Linked DNA regions of Mus musculus: region 1 is linked to region 2. Evidence: chromatin loops called from intact Hi-C (ENCODE). Cell type or tissue: left cerebral cortex. All regions are shown on one strand.

The links. Peaks named below come from ENCODE experiments on the same cell type or tissue, not always from the same donor. Only the 100,000 strongest peaks of a DNase experiment are listed, where the experiment ranks them.
Region 1: a loop joins it to region 2, with 2.8 times the contacts of the local background. A loop is called at or near these places in 9 of 42 quality-filtered maps.

The regions. Positions count from the first base shown.
Region 1 is chr6:71,874,711-71,882,710 of GRCm38, forward strand. Immt (inner membrane protein, mitochondrial) reads left to right here. Exons shown (of 15, transcript NM_001253681.1): 15 at 1-556. The coding sequence ends at 220. Ptcd3 (pentatricopeptide repeat domain 3) reads right to left here. Exons shown (of 24, transcript NM_027275.3): 22 at 7,478-7,519; 23 at 6,796-6,954; 24 at 5,928-6,521. The coding sequence ends at 6,443. Snord94 (a small nucleolar RNA gene) reads right to left here and starts at 7,983; the gene lies at 7,847-7,983. In left cerebral cortex, a CTCF peak has its summit at 3,857 (motif pointing left); a DNase peak (open chromatin) is centred at 3,864.
Region 2 is chr6:71,603,483-71,611,482 of GRCm38, forward strand. Kdm3a (lysine (K)-specific demethylase 3A) reads right to left here. Exons shown (of 27, transcript NM_001038695.3): 12 at 3,920-4,124; 13 at 452-666. Among named protein-coding and RNA genes, the nearest start is that of Kdm3a, 25 kb to the right of the region's middle. In left cerebral cortex, no CTCF peak of the experiment used is centred here; DNase peaks (open chromatin) are centred at 4,475 and 6,698; H3K27ac peaks cover 1,942 bases.

The DNA.
Region 1 (8,000 bases), 270 kb after region 2:
TACATTTAAATTGCTCTCATATGCCTCCTATTGTATTGAGCATGGTGACCTGGAGCTGGCAGCAAAGTTTGTCAATCAGCTCAAAGGGGAGTCCAGAAGAGTGGCACAGGACTGGCTGAAGGAGGCCCGAATGACCCTAGAAACTAAGCAGATAGTGGAGATCCTGACTGCATACGCCAGCGCCGTAGGAATAGGAACCACTCAAGTGCAGCAAGAGTAAGGCCTAGGAAGAGTTGTGTAATGTCATATTTCATATCAAAGAAAATCAGCATTGGTATCTGCAGGGTTTGCAACAAGGGTCCCAGAATTGTCCAGAAGTGAGCAGGTTCCAAGTCCTGTGTGAGATGTTAACACCTGTTGCATTTACCGTCCTTACACTGCTATCATGCCAATGAACTCCAGGAGGCTTTATTTGCAACTTGTGTAACACTTCCTGTTTTTTAGGTTTTACTGATCAGGCTTGTGAGCCACTCAAAATAATGTTTGTGATCCCTACTATTGATTCTGCCCTTGGAGCAAACTGAATAAAGCAACACAATGAAAACTGAGTACTCTATCCCTTTTCAAAGCTGCCATTTCCAGTTTGTTGTGTGAGCAGGAAGCTTCCTTGAGAAGCAGCATCAGTGGTAGGAACTTGTGGCCACAGTTTGGGTCTGTGAGCTGGGTAACCTGAATGAAGTCCAGGACCTGCTGCTTTGGGTGAATGGGTCCCCTCCTGACAGTCACAATCAGGAGTGATGCAGAAGCCAAATAAATGCCAGTGTGTTTATAGTTGGGAATCTAGCACTCAGCGATTGAGAGGCACAGGAAACAGTCTGCCTCCCACAGGAAAAGTTGTTTGTTGTGCTGGGGTCCAGCACACATGCATCTCTACCTCAGTTCTCGAGCCACCACTCTCATTCCTGCTGTGGTGCTGCTTCCCAGTACCTGAAGCTCATGAGCCTGGAATCTGAAGAAAGGGATTGAAAATGTTTTTTCCGGTTTCAGCCAGACTGCCTGTGAATCCCAGTTTGTCATAGTTGCCATAATGCAGACATAGTAACAAATTCTTACACTCTGAAGACTACCATCACTACAACATCTTGCCAGTTTTTACATTTGTTGTTGTTGTTGAGGACTTTGCAGTTGAGCAACATAACCAGAAAGCACGAAAGCAGTTTTCTGCATTGTATTTCTATAATTGCATAGCCGCAGCCTCTCAATATGGGTATGTTGCCCATCTCGTTGCACAGTTCTGACCTTGTCCTTTGGTTTGCTATACACTGTTCACCCTGGGCTATTGTTCACACTCTATCTCCATTTGGAGCACCTGCATGTGGATTGCCCTGTTTCTGAGGATAGAGGCAGTGGGCTACCTGGCGTGAGGCTATAAAGATTTTACTCGAAGGCAATGGAGTACTACCTAATAACTACTCCATCTCTAAGGATAGGATAAAATCTCAGAAGTACATTAATTTCTAATACTTAAAACGTGTTTGCCGAGCTGGGCCATTGTGGTTCATGCTTACTTACAATCAAGTCAGGCCAGACTGGGCTACACAGATACTGTGTCAACAACCCCTACCGGGGTGGGGGAGGACATAAACGATGTAATTCTTCAAGCTCACCAAAACAATGGATCGTTTTAGTTCTGAATCAAAGTAATGTAGACTTGAGAATTTTTTTTTTCTGTATGTGTGTGCATGTCCTCCAGTTGGTTTTTGGGAGTCTTTACTGGTCTGAAACTCAAGTAGACTAGGTTGGATGGCCAGTGTTGCAAGCACATGCTATTGAGTGGGTTCCAGGGATGTGGTCCAGGTTCTGATGCTGCACTGCACAGCCTGAGCTGTCTTCCTAGCCTCTGGCTTTCACAGAGTACCTTTATTATATTGAAAAAGAAGGAAACTCCTGCTTAGCCCTGTCTTTGTCTTGCTCATGGCTTGTTCAGATGTTCTCAGTAATTGCTAAAGTGAAAAAGGAGTTTTGAGTTCTTACTCCATTTCAAGGAAATGGAAGCTGCAAGGCTCACACTGTAGAGTTTAAAGTGCCCCGCTGTCAGGATGGACATAATCGGCTTCATGAAAGCATCTCCTTTAAACTGCAAATAAAAGCATGCTAATGCCACTTGGAATTGATGGACAGGAAGCTGAGCTGGGCCATTGTGGGCCTCACCTTGGTTCACTCACCTCACACCTCATCCTGATTGCTGGGGGAGCATTCAAACTGGGTGTAGTGGGGATGACTGACCCTAGCTATGGAGCTGGCAATAGGAAAATCAGAAATCCTTTGGACTAGACCTTATTTTCCCCCCAGGGGGGCAGGGGAGGGGAAAAGCCAGCAGATGAAAACCAATGAGCTATGCCATGCTCCTAAACAGAATGCAGGCTTTTGCCTCAATGATTTTTTTTTTTTCAAGAAGGGGTTCTCTCTGTAGCCCTGGAACTCTGCTTCAACGATTTTTTTTGAGTTCCCAAATCAGTAATTAACCTGCAGTAGAATCTTTAGAAATCTTTTAACACAGTACACTGAGTTAACTTACATCCTTTGTTCTCTCAACAGGTTCTGGATAAAAGCAGTCTTCAAATCCCAAATGAGTAATCCTACCAGTTTCAAAGTAACTCGCTTGAACTCAGTACAGAAGAACAGGTCATCTCCATTAATATAAAAGGCAAATAAAAAGGCTTGACTGGTAGGAAGCCTATCTTCATGTGGTTCAGTGGTCCAGGCTTCTTGCAGTTTGAGGCATATAGGAGGCAGGGAGAAGGTGAAGTTTAAACAGTTCTGGATGGTTACAAAGTAATATCTAGTAGAGGGGACATAACTATGAGAGTGCATCCCATTGATACAAGGTTGAGCTCCTTAGAAGTAAATAACCTTTACTCTTTCTGAATCCTTGGAAAAGTCCAGGTCAGGGTCAGGTGTGTAGTACTCTTTAATATGTTTTACTGAGTCTGGCAGGTTTTAACCATGTCCTTCACATGACAATATACCCTTTTCTCTGGTAAAACTACCTTTAAAGACAACCATTCTATAAAGTCAGCACACAGAGCGAGCGATATCTCCATTATCCTGATCAATGTTTCTAGCAGTAATGCTGCTTTCACTATCTTGGTACACAGAGCAATCTGTGATCAGTTTTAGGCAATAGGTTTGGATCTTTTTTTTTTTTTTTTTAAAGATTTATTTATTTATTATATGTAAGTACACTGTAGCTGTCTTCAGACACTCCAGAAGAGGGCGTCAGATCTTGTTACAGATGGTTGTGAGCCACCATGTGGTTGCTGGGATTTGAACTCTGGACCTTCGGAAGAGCAGTCAGGTGCTCTTACCCACTGAGCCATCTCACCAGCCCAGGTTTGGATCTTAATCTGCTTTATTAAGAGATTCTGGTACTCTAAACCCCTAAAGAGGTTTCAATCCCTGGGGTTTGAAGAAAAACACTTTCCAAAACAAATAACAAAAAGGAAAGGGAAGTTATACAAGACCACAAAACCACAGATAGAACAATCTTGAATATATTTCCTCTTGACCTCATGCTGAGTATAGGGGTTTTATAGCAACTATGGTTAAAAGAAAAAAAATTTTTTTTTGTTTGAGACAGGGTTCCTTTGTGTCTCAGTCAGTCATGGAAAACTGTAGCCTAGGTTGGCCTTGAACTCAGAGATATGCCTGCTCCTACCTCTGCTGGAATTAAAAGTATGCACCACTGTCACCTGGCTCCACACAAGATTTTTAGACCAGTGGGGTCTTGGTAGCGTAGGTGGCATGTAGTCCATACTAAGGGACTAGAGAGATGACTTAGCAGTTCTGAGTGCTTGCTGCTCTGGCTACTACAGGTTCCCAGCTTACCTACAACTGCAGCTCCAATGGATCAAGTGCCCTCTTGTGGCTTCTGTGGTTTGCAGTCCTTTCTCCCATGGTTTCTCTGGTCTTGTTACAGGTTGGCCAGCTAGAGCCTGTCCCAATGTGCTTTGCACTGCCGGGGAATTAAACATGATCTCATGCATACTAGGTGTGTTGTATCAATTAGTTCCATCACTAGAGCCCCCAGTCTTATAAAGGCTGCTGCTTTTTAATATAGTTGCTTGCATGTCACTGCTGATAACTCTTTGAAGCAACATATCCGCTCACTTTCCAAGGCTTCTCAAACCTCAGTTCTGAGCTAAGTGTAGTAGTTTGTGCCTTTAATCCCAGGATTGAAGGAGGCAGAAGCAGGTGGATCTGAGTTCAAGGGTAGACATATTGAGAATGTCTAAAGAAAAATCTAACCTTTGATTCTAACTCTATTGGATGTGAACTGTAATACCAAAATTTATCCCAAATCATGAATTGAGCCAGATGGTGGCACACGCCTTGAATCCCAACATTTGGGAGGCAAGGATAGGCAGATCTCTGTAAATTCAAGGTCAGCCTGGTCTACACAGAGAAACCCTGTTTCAAATTTCAAGAAAATCTTCCCATACAAGCACAATACCAAAGCCGGGTATGGTGTCACACAGCTGTCATCTTGGCATTCAGGATGCTGAGGTGGCTTGCTTGCCCTTCCCAGCCAGCACTGGGTTCAGTGGAAATGTCTAAATAAGTCTAAAAATAGACAAGTGAAAATAAGGGGTCCCAGAGTAGCAAAAACCCATTTAATTAAGTATCACTTAGGAATGTGGTGCTAGAGTAGTGTGGTGGGTTGTATGTAGATCTACAGCAAACAGATCACTTAAAGAGATTCATACACTATGAAATGGCCAACATTAAGAGTTCTGTAAGAATTTGTGCAATCTGATGAACAAGGAATGGAAACCAATGAAGCAGCAAAAACTAAGCACAGAATTGAGACAAAGATAAAACTCAAGGCATAGCTGAGACAGTAAAAATTAAGAGTGGTGGTTAACTTTGGCACAGAAAATGTATAGCTTAATAATGGAGATGAAAGACTATGATAAGACAAACACAAACAGCTGATATTATATAGGTAAACCCTAATCATTCTCAGTTGAGTTCATGCTCAGTAATGGTTTGTTAAGATGTTAAAGTTACACATATCAAGTGGATTAGAAAGTCCTTTACATATTCACACCCAAGGGTTTTCTTCATCTGGCTTCAAACCAATGTTAAGTCCTGGGTGAGAAGAGGCATTGCAGAAATGCCACAAAGGCACTGCCACCCACAGGTACAGATGCCAATGGGCAGAGGTGATAGCCTTTCTGGCAGCCAGTTTATCCTAATTTGCCCTCTGTTCCTTACCAAAATTGCTTTGTGGGTAATTAGTCAACTGGCATTCCATCTACCCCTCAACCCCACATCACTCCAATGCCTTAAGATCCTGTTTTGTAGGTGAGTAGGACAAGAGTGTCAAAGTTTTTGAAGATGAAGACTGGGCCCTAGCATGAGAATAGATAAAAATACCGCACGTATCTGTAACCATGGATGCAGGCAGGGCAGATGAAGCTGCTTCTCAGTGCAAAACCTGGGAGGAGTGAGTGCATGGGCTGGTGAACCCTGCAAACCGCAAATTTGTAACTCCTTTCCATTAGTATCATTTACAAGAAGCACACCAAGTTGCTCAGTGGCAACATACTGTTACGACATTTCATATCCTTTTGTCATTACTAGCCCTCCAGATCTCTTTGAATACTTACTTATAAAGTGCCCACACAGACCAAAATGTTTTGTGGCAGTGGGGTGGAAATGGATGACCTCATCATCTTAGGCAAGAGCTGTACCACTCCTATCCCCTAAACATTCTTGGGTATTCTATTCCAAGAGCTGTACAAATCGTCCCTAAAATTTTTGAGTATTCTAGTTAGAAGATGACAAACTGTGTATGTATGAAACTTAGGTGGATTCCCAGAGCTGGCCAACCAGTCTAACTGAACCTGCAGTCTCAAGGCCTGTCTGAAGAAATAACCATTGTTCTCTGGCATCCATGTGAATATGTACACGCTTACAAAGAATTAGATTTTTAAAAATAACACAATTGCTTTATTTAATGACTTTACCATCTGGGCAGCCTAAACCAGTAGCTTGCTTCTGATTTAATTAGTTCTAAGAGCATCCATCTTTTTAAGTACTCTCAAAACGGGATACGATCAACTCAACAGTAATAACCCATCTCCATGAAAACCAGTTTGAATCCTTGTCTCTAGGCCAAAGGACCACACATCACAGAGCAGGTAGGCAGCAAGGGCCTGTGGGTTCTAACATGATGGGCGTAGTAGGAATGAGGCCTGCAAACAGTGTGTTTATGTGGAATTTGTTCTTCTCCAAAAGTCAGACTTCACAATGCTTGTTGCTGTCTTGGCAAAAAACTGGCCAGATGTGCATCTTAGCGGTACTGCAGATGAACCCCAGGGTCTTAGGTTTAGGCCAGTACAATACAATACAGAGCTTATATTGGATCCCAGCCCTGTATCTGTTTATTTTTACCACTTCTAACATTCCAGCAGCTATTGTGAGCCACCTCTCTCTCTCATTTGTCGTCACTGTCACTGTCACTGCTGCTTTCTCCATCGCTACTGTTCAGTTCAGTGAGGTTACCCAGGGCTTCTCTGTAAGGAAGAGAAATGATACCACACTTCAGCTCACAGGGTCAGGGTGTTTGGCATCTTTGATTATACACAGTCATAGCAGTTTTCAAAGCAGAAAAAGGATCCCCCAAACTGCACTGAACTATTATGAGAACAAAGAAAAAATTCCAAAAACCAAATGTTTATGATGAAGCCTGTAACAGAGCAAACAGGCATTACATCACCCACCAAACCCTGGCTTTGTAAGGGAAGCAGGAGAGAATGCTATAAGCACCAGAAGAGGAGATAGACTTACTTTTGTTCTGGGTCAACTGTGAAATCCATCACTACTCTTTGGGCAAGGCTCTCCCCAATAGGCAAGCTGAAGGCACTTGCCAGCTTTACAACCTCAATGGCCAGAGCAGTGCTACCGGATGCTTTCGCTGTGTCCATGAATTCCTCCAGCAATTCATTTCTGTATAAAAGAAGGCAAAACTGAACTGTACCCAATGCACTTTTCTACTGCAGACTTATATATCCAAGAGTCTTCATGTACGTAGGTGTACCATATGTCCACAGAGGCCAGTGCTGACCCCCTGGAATTGGAGTTAGAAACGGTTGTGAGCCTCCATGTGGGTGCTGAGAACTAAACCTTAGGAAAAGCAGCAAGGTGAGCCATTTCTCCAGTGTACCAAACTTAATAACTTTTAGTCAAATATTTATAGACGAGATTCAGAATATATTAATCAAATTCTCATTAACTTTGGACAAAAGATAGAGGATAACATTCTATATTCCACCCCCCCACCCCACCCCCTTCTCAAAATGATCACTGAATAGAGAAAAGGATGGCTTACAATGCCCTGAATGGCAGGAGAGAAACTGCTTGCCTGCCTAACTGGAGGGTTTAGGCATGTGAAGAAATTCCAACCACGCACCCAAGAGTCAAAGCCCATGTGACTAACTCAAGCCTGTACCAGCTGAGGCCCTCAACTTACCTGGGAATCTTCTTGTGCTTTTTGAAGAGTTCCAACATTTTCCTGTGGAAGAAGAGAACAGATGACTGCTGACAGAAAACAAGTGGCAGCTAGACAAAGCAAGCTATCCTTTTCTCGGGTTCAGAAGCTACGTGACCTACAAGTCAACTATTCAAACTTTTTCAATTCCTGTGGGCTCCACTAGCTCCCAATCTGGGTGCACAAATTCAACAGGTAAATCTGAGATGCAGCCGATTTAGAAGTGCTAGTTATATCCCCCACGGAGGGAATCTACCCTACACTGCAGGTTAGAAGAGCTAGTAGCCTGGGCTTAGCCTAATCTCCTCTTAAAGCCTGACTCAGTCTGCTCTAAATCTCCATTATGAAGAACAGGCTCAGATTAAGGCAACAGTCTCATGTATGTGAATGCCAACAGCCTGCCACATGCAGGACAGAGGCAAAACACATACATTCAGCTCCCATGACTCAGCTGAGGTCCGTACCCCTGCGCCAATCATCACAGCCTGCTTCATAGTGTGTTCAA
Region 2 (8,000 bases):
ACCAGGATGTGGGAAGAATTGACTCCATCTGAGCTGGTTCCATTCAAATGCCTGGAACCTAGCCTGACATTGTGGGACTCAGGAGGCTTAGGGTATGCCTAGCTGGTCTTACCGTCTTTACTATGTACCACGAATTAAGAATCTTTTGTTGTAATCAACCCGAGGTCTGATCCCAGCTTCTGGTGAGCCTATATATCTGGTTAAGGCTGTGCAAATGCAACTAACAACTCACATTGACCCTTCAAACCAAAAGGTGATGCTACACCTTAGACCTCTTCCACAACAAACTCTAGACAGAACATCTCAGGGGAAACCTACTATAAAAAGAAAACTGCAATGTCACGATAGTATCACCATGTTGGTGAAAATAAAATCCATGCAACTTAGGTGTCAGAAAGAAACAGAGGTCAAGTAGGACTCACACATCCTGCCCCCTAAGAGATGCTCTTACTGTGTGGCTCAATAGTCGACATAGCTTCCTTCTCAGAAATCACCATTTGACAGAAGTGGTCTCCAATATTGGCCAGGATATATTTTGCTGTGTCCAAATCAGTCCCCACAACATTTTTGGTCAAAGGCAGCCACAAGCCAATCGCTTCACTGTCATACTTGTTTGGTGTTAAGAAGCCTTCTACCCGCAACACACCATGCTTGTTGAATTGTAATCTGGAAGTGGGAAAACAACAAGATTGATTAATAACTTCTAATTACCACATAAATATTATTTCAGGCAATAAATCCTGTCCTGTTTTTCTGTACTCTCCATGGCTAATGGCAGACAATGACTTGCTAGTCACTTGGAAGGATTTAAAAAAACCTAAGTAAAACAAACAATAATCACTGTTTTTCTCTTAAAAGGCAGGCTAGATAGGGTATATGAGAGAGATGTGTATTTTGTACTTGACCCAAGTTTATCATGTAACCTTCATAGACAATCTCTCCTAGAACTGGATCTTGACAGCAAAGACAGTAACAAGTAAAAATAAGTAAACCAACAACAGCAGAAAGAGAGACATCTTATTAGAAGCACTGCAGCTAGGACCTCACAGATTTGAAGGTGTCTGCTGTCCACACATACCCTCGAGGCTCATTAGAGCGTGAGTTCCTAAGTCTTTCCAAAGGCAATGTTAAGATGAAACTCAGCCCTGACAGCTACATGACCCTGCTCTTTCTCTTTGAGTCTTCCCTGACTACCTAAAGCAGTTTCCCAAGGAATGTAGTGTATTTTCAAGTGAGTGGTACATCTTGGAAAAGGCACCCAGAAGAGTCAAATAAGTCTTACAGAATAAGTGGTCAAAAAAAAAAAAAGGATGAAACTCAGAACCTAAAAACAGATAGGCAGGCTGAATATTCTCAAAACGCACTCTTAACATGTGGAAGGTTTGAGACGGCGCTATAGATTAGTTTTGAATATTTTTTTAAAAGATTTATTTATTATTATATGTAAGTACACTGTTGCTGTCTTCAGACACACCAGAAGGCATCAGATCTCGTTACGGATGGTTGTGAGCCACCATGTGGTTGCTGGGAATTGAACTCGGGACCTTCGGAAGAGCAGTCAGTGCTCTTAACCATTGAGCCATCTCTCCAGCCCAGTTTTGAATATTTTTAAAACCTAACATTTTACTTGAAGCTGGAAGCATTAAGTTGATATAAAACACAGAAGTGTGATCTAAATGGCCTGTTCATTTAATCTAGCTCAGCAATAATTTTCAACTTGCATCTAAAACTATATTTTAAATTAGATTAATAGACAAAGACAATGAGAAGAAGACAAGAGCACCCCTTGCTTATAAGAACTTGCTGAACATGAAATCCCTTGCTATCTAAGAAACTGTACTATGGGGGCTGGTGAGATGGCTCAGTGGGTAAGAGCACCCGACTGCTCTTCCACAGGTCAGGAGTTCAAATCCCAGCAACCACATGGTGGCTCACAACCATCCGATCACGAGATCTGACTCCCTCTTCTGGAGTGTCTGAAAACAGCTACAGTGTACTTACATATAATAAATAAATAAATAAATAAATCTTTAAAAAAAAAAAAACTGTACTATGTAAGCTTTGCTTATATGCAGAACATCGTGTCTCAAAACAGAAAGCAAAGTTGCTTCACTTTAGACAAAGGATTGGAATAAAATGAATCTTTATTTTTTAAACAACACAATAAAAACATGCAAGTTTCTCTATAAAATTGCAAACATTAAAAAAAAAAAAAAAAAAAAAAAAGGCCAGCCAAAAAGGGATTCTTTGTGAAGTGGGAGGGACTAAATAAAGGGAAATGAGGGAGGGATCAGGAGAAAAGCATAGCATTTTCACACAAGTATGATAAGGACATCATAAATTCATGTGCTTGTACAGTGGGAATATACACTAATGGGAAAAGTAAGATAATATGACTGGTAGAGTAAGAGACAGCAATCAGAAGTGAAGGTGAAGAGGACTTTAAAACTTAAATTATAAACAGCTGTCAAGCTATTAGATACTGATATATTATCTATACTCCTAGGGCAATTAATTTTTCTGACACTTCTGTTATAAAACTGTCATTCTAGTGAAGCTGTATAAATTATTTTTAATTGTTAACAATCTGTGCGAGGAGAACATTGTTAACATACTGGTTTGGGAAAAGCAGCAATTTTATTTCTTTTTGTTTACTTTTTTTCCCATTTTTTTATTAGATATTTTCTTCATTTACGTTTCAAATGCTATCCCAAAAGTCCCTTATACCCTCCCCCTGCCCTGCTCCCCAACCCACCCACTCCCACTTCCTGGTCCTGGCACTCCCCTGTACTGGGACTTATGATCTTCGCAAGACCAAGGGCCTCTCTTCCCATTGATGGCCGACTAGGCCATCTTCTGCTACATATTCTTTTTGTCTATTTTTAAACATCAGTTTATTAATGATTTATTTCTTCTGGTTACTGTAGGGTTCACTGAAGCAAACAGTGACCGTGTCTACTTTATCTCACTGGAGTACTGACAAATGTACTTAATAATTGTAATTAATCTAATTTAAATAGGAGTGCAACACACAAAGAGAAAAGTCAACAAATAACATGATGTGAACAAATTTGAATGGAAGAAAATAAAAAAGAAAACAAGAAATTATACACACGCCCCTCCGTGAAGGGCAAAAGAGCACCCTTTCTGCAGGGCAGTCTGGCAGGAGAACCTTAGCATACACCTGACCCAGCAATGCTACTGCTAGACATCCCATCAGAATACAGGGTCAGAGGTGTGTGCAACAAACTGATCACCTGAGACACAGTGCTATATAATAATTCTAATGCATACGGTACAGAAATCCAAAATATTTGCAGAAGATGGATACTCCTTCTTATACTTTGGTGAAGATTCAAAACAGCTTATACAATACACCAATTAAGTGTGCCCAAACAAACTTCCTGACCAAAACATTAAAATTACCTGGGTATTTTTCTATGAAAACTATCTGAAAAGTTTGTACTTTTAATATGTTTTTTGCTATATATATAAAAAGGAGTTGGGGGTTTAGCTTAGTATATATAAAGAGGGCTGGGGATTTAGCTCAGTATATAAATACATATACAGAGGTCTGGGGATTTAAATTAGTTTGTAGAATGCTTAGGTTTAGCATGCACTAGATTCTCTTCTCAGCACCTTATTAAGTCAAGTGTGGTTTCACATGCCTGGAAATCCCAGTACTCTGGAACCAGAGATAGAAAGACTGGGAGTTTGAGGTCATCCTTGGCTATACACAGTTTGAGGCTAGCCTGGGGTGTATGAGGAAAAGCGTAAAAGAATAAGATACAGAATAAGATACAGAAAAGTCTACATTATCAAACACAAAAAATATAATTTCTATATTCTAGATGTCCTGTTGAGAAGAAAAAGTATGCAGAGACCAGACTACCTTAGTCTTTCCTAACAAATGCCTTACCTCCTGAAGTGGAAAAAGCGACAAAACACAGGAGAGTCCTTCTGCTGGTCCTTATCCTTGCGCAGGCTGTCTAGTCGACACTCCCGACACTTGGGCAGCTGTGCCACGATGTTAACACAGGAGTCATCCTGAACAAAGGCCTCTCCGCTCTGCTGCAGCTTCCTGACTTTATCTGGGTCTGTCAAAACTGACTTCCGGGCTGGGGCTAGGAAAGTAAGAAAGTGGAAATAAAATTTTCACATCTCTGAATAGAACATCAATATTTGGCTTAATTCTAGGAAAGTAAGAGTCAACATTCCCAAAGTAAAGACACTTCTATTTTTGGTTCAGCTAAAATTTCTGAAAAATAGTCCAAGAAAAGATAATCAAAGCAACAACTAGCAAAGTTCTGATCTTTGTAAACAAAGAAACAAACAACAAAAATGTGGCCAACCAAACCACCAAATTCAACAGCCAGATTTACAACTACAGGCTAGTTGAAAGCAACCTGCCAGGAGACCTCCTCTAAATCAAACTCAGTACAGTCACTGCAGGGTTCGGTTACGCCCACAGGCCTGCCTCTGCAAAAGACAGCTCTGTTGATCCATCTGCATGCTCAAAAAACTAGTTAAAATATTTTTCATAAAACAACCTTATCAAAAGCTATTCAAAATAAGAACCTAATTGTTTTCCTCCTAGTCCACAAAGTAAAAGCTATTTTATAAATGCCTTCCCGAGGGATCACCTGCCTTACCCTTGGTGCATGTGCAACCTCCTTTTATAGGATTAAGAGCACTGGTTAAAAACAAAACCCTAGCCGGGCGTGGTGGCACACGCCTTTAATCCCAGCACTTGGGAGGCAGAGGCAGGCGGATTTCTGAGTTTGAGGCCAGCCTGGTTCACAAAGTGAGTTCCAGGACAGCCAGGGCTATACAGAGAAACCCTGTCTCAAAAAACAAACAAAAAAACAAAAAAACAAAACCCTAAGTAAACTCAGGTTCTATGTTGTGTCAATGGTAATTGGCATAAGAATTATAAAAGGGAATGTTAATGTAGTTTCTAAAGGAAAAGGTAGAACTGTCACAGCAACAAAGAGAATCAGTTACTGTGGTCACCCAAATAACGCAGGAGAACATCCATACCCCAAGAGACTTCGGAAGTGTCTCACAGAAAAAGACCTTCCCTAGGGGTCCAGAAGGAGTTGGGGTATATGAGTTCTTAGACAAAAATAAACTCAAAACAAAAGCACACTATAAAGTGCTAAACAATGCTGTCAGTCCTCACTCCAATGAACATTTATATTATGAGTGAAAGAGAGCAAAAGAGGGAAAAATTGTAGTATGTAACAGTTTAACTAATATTTATACTAATTAAAACACAGGTGTCTTTAAGATTAAAAACATGATAGTTCATCGAGATAACTTTCTTAACTATATACAAAATATCTAATTACAAGCCTGATGCTACAACTACAACTAAGCTGCTAGCTCTTTAGAAATCTTCCTATCTGTGTCATTCTATGGAGTCAGTCTTTCTCTTAAGTTCCTTCAAACCTGAGAGGCCTCCTTAGCTCTTTCCTAGCAGACTGCTTCACCTTGTGCCCCGACCAATGGCTGTTTCTTACCAGGAGCTCCTTCCATGATGTTCTTCCAGTCCCCCCAAAACATAGAGGGAGAGCCAAGGCCAGAAAGATCTCAAAGGTCCAACTGTTACAAAAGAAGTCTCTAGCTCCTCCCCTACACCCTTGGCAGGCTGGACTGAGTCACCTTTATGGTGGGGTGGGGGGTGGGTGAGAGAGGGGGCTCTAAGCCAAGGCAGTAGGGGCCAAACCATTTCACCTATAAGGAGGGGCAGCTCCAGGCCATCCAGCAAATTTTTGCCTCCAGTCATAAAGACCAGAACTCTCCCTAAGTTCCCCCAAGCAATTTGCCTTAAAATAGGCAGGAAATTTCCATTCTTTAGCATTCTTTTCTATGAAGACTTTTAGAGGCACACCCAAATTGCTTCTCTCTGGGACACACCCAACTGTATCAGACTAACTAAGCTTTTTATATTTTACAATTAGGTTTTCTACATACAATAATCAAATATCCTGTAACACAAAAAAATAGAAGCAGTGATACAATTTTAATTACTCAGATACTGAAAGACACCATCTTTTTAGAGTTGGCCAGGTATCCACATATTATATATAGGTGGGTGAAATCCAAAGCTTATTTTATTTGACCTGGCTTAAAAGGACAGGTCATTACATTAAACTGTCCAAATGGAGCTTAATAAGGACAGCAATCTCTTAGGTAGAGAGAAGAGAAAAAGCGCCAAAGCACATTTCTGGGTTTTTTTTTTTTTTTTTTGTCTTTTTTGTTTTGGTTTTTAGAGACAGCCCTGGCTGTCTTGGAACTCACTCTGTAGACCAGGCTGGCTTCGAACTCAGAAATCCACCTGCCTCTGCCTCCCAAGTGCCGGGATTAAAGGCGTGCGCCACCACTGCCCGGTGCCAAAGCACATTTCTGAGGTGCCAAACTGAACACAAAGACAGGTACTTGATTGTAGGTGGCTTTTGCCTTTGCAGCCCCTAAGCAAAGCAAGGGAACAGAATCCTTTTCCAGAGTCTTTCTGTTTCCACAGGTAACTGCAGTGGGCACAACGCAGCGATCCTAGTTGGCTGCTGACCCCATTCTAGTCCAGATAAGTAAGGGGCAGCTGCACTGCAGAGATAAAGCTCAACTCCGCAGCCTACTCAGGTACCTGCCACGTGTTTACTCAACTAGGATTTTCACTGCCTCTTCACAGAAACTAAAATGACTTGCTTCAAAAACGAGCTGTGAGGACTGATGACTCAAAAAGCATAAATAGAACAGATACGTGGTTATGAATATTCACTTTCTCTTGGGAATTACATAACTCCTAAGAAACTATGTATTTTACGTAATTAACTTTATGCAAACTAACTGCTCTATCTAACCTGAACCTCAAGAATGACAAAGCTGGGTTGGAAGAATCCCTAGGCAAAGGATTTCTCTATTTTAACCAACACTAGACAAAAAAGATTCACCAGTCAACCTAACCATTCTGCCTTCTGCTGTCAGAAGCCTCTCACATTAGTGTGGGTCTGGTTGTGCTGTCATGCATCTCAGCACACCTAGAGCTCAAAGGACAACAAGGGAATCAGTCTCCCACCAACATGTGGCTTCTGGGTCATCAGGCTTGGCAGCAGACATCTTTACCCAACTGAGCCACCTCGCTGACACTGTAGTTGTTTTGCTTTTTTCTGAATGGAGTTTGTTGTTCATTTCAAGGGTTTAAATAACTTTATAAAATCCACACTGACGTTTTTAAGTAGTAACAAGTCAGGTGTCAAAGGTTACCTTCCTGTAAGAGCTCTGGACCTTCTGACGTGCTGCGGTCCTTTTGATCTTCTAATCATAGTAGCAGCACTTCTGATTACGATGCCCTTATTAGAATGGACATCTACTGACAGTATACGGTGAATAATCCTTACCCAAAATGCTTATGACTAGTGCTGGCAATTTGCTGGCTTGGGGCTTGACTACTGCATATACTTAATTGAGATGGCTTGGGATGGGACCCAAGACCAAACACAATTCACATGTTTCTTAGTGTGCCTACACGGCTAGTACAACTCTACCACTTGAAGTCAGAGTCCACTTTTCCACTTGGGGTATCTTGTTGGTGGCTCAAACAGTTTCTGAATTTAAAACAGTTATGAACTTTTGGATTAGGAAAGTTCAACTTGGAAGTAGGAACCATGGTGTACCATCTTCTCTGCACTAAGAGCACTTAGGTTGAAAACTGAGTACGCCAAGGCCTAACCTTACAAACTGCTCAGTGTTGAACACAGGGGGTAGGGATGACACAACATAACGACATATACTTGAACTACCTGTGTGAGAGCACAGGTACAAAGACAGCAACAATATGAAGACAAAGAAATCACCAAAAAAAAGATTTAACCCATTTTAAGTCAGAGTATGGAGTCCCTGCAGCATTAAAATGTTAATAAAAATGTATACCAGCCCGCAGGGGGAAATTTCTAGTCATTCTCATATTTTTATCACAGGGAAGAAACATATCATTTACC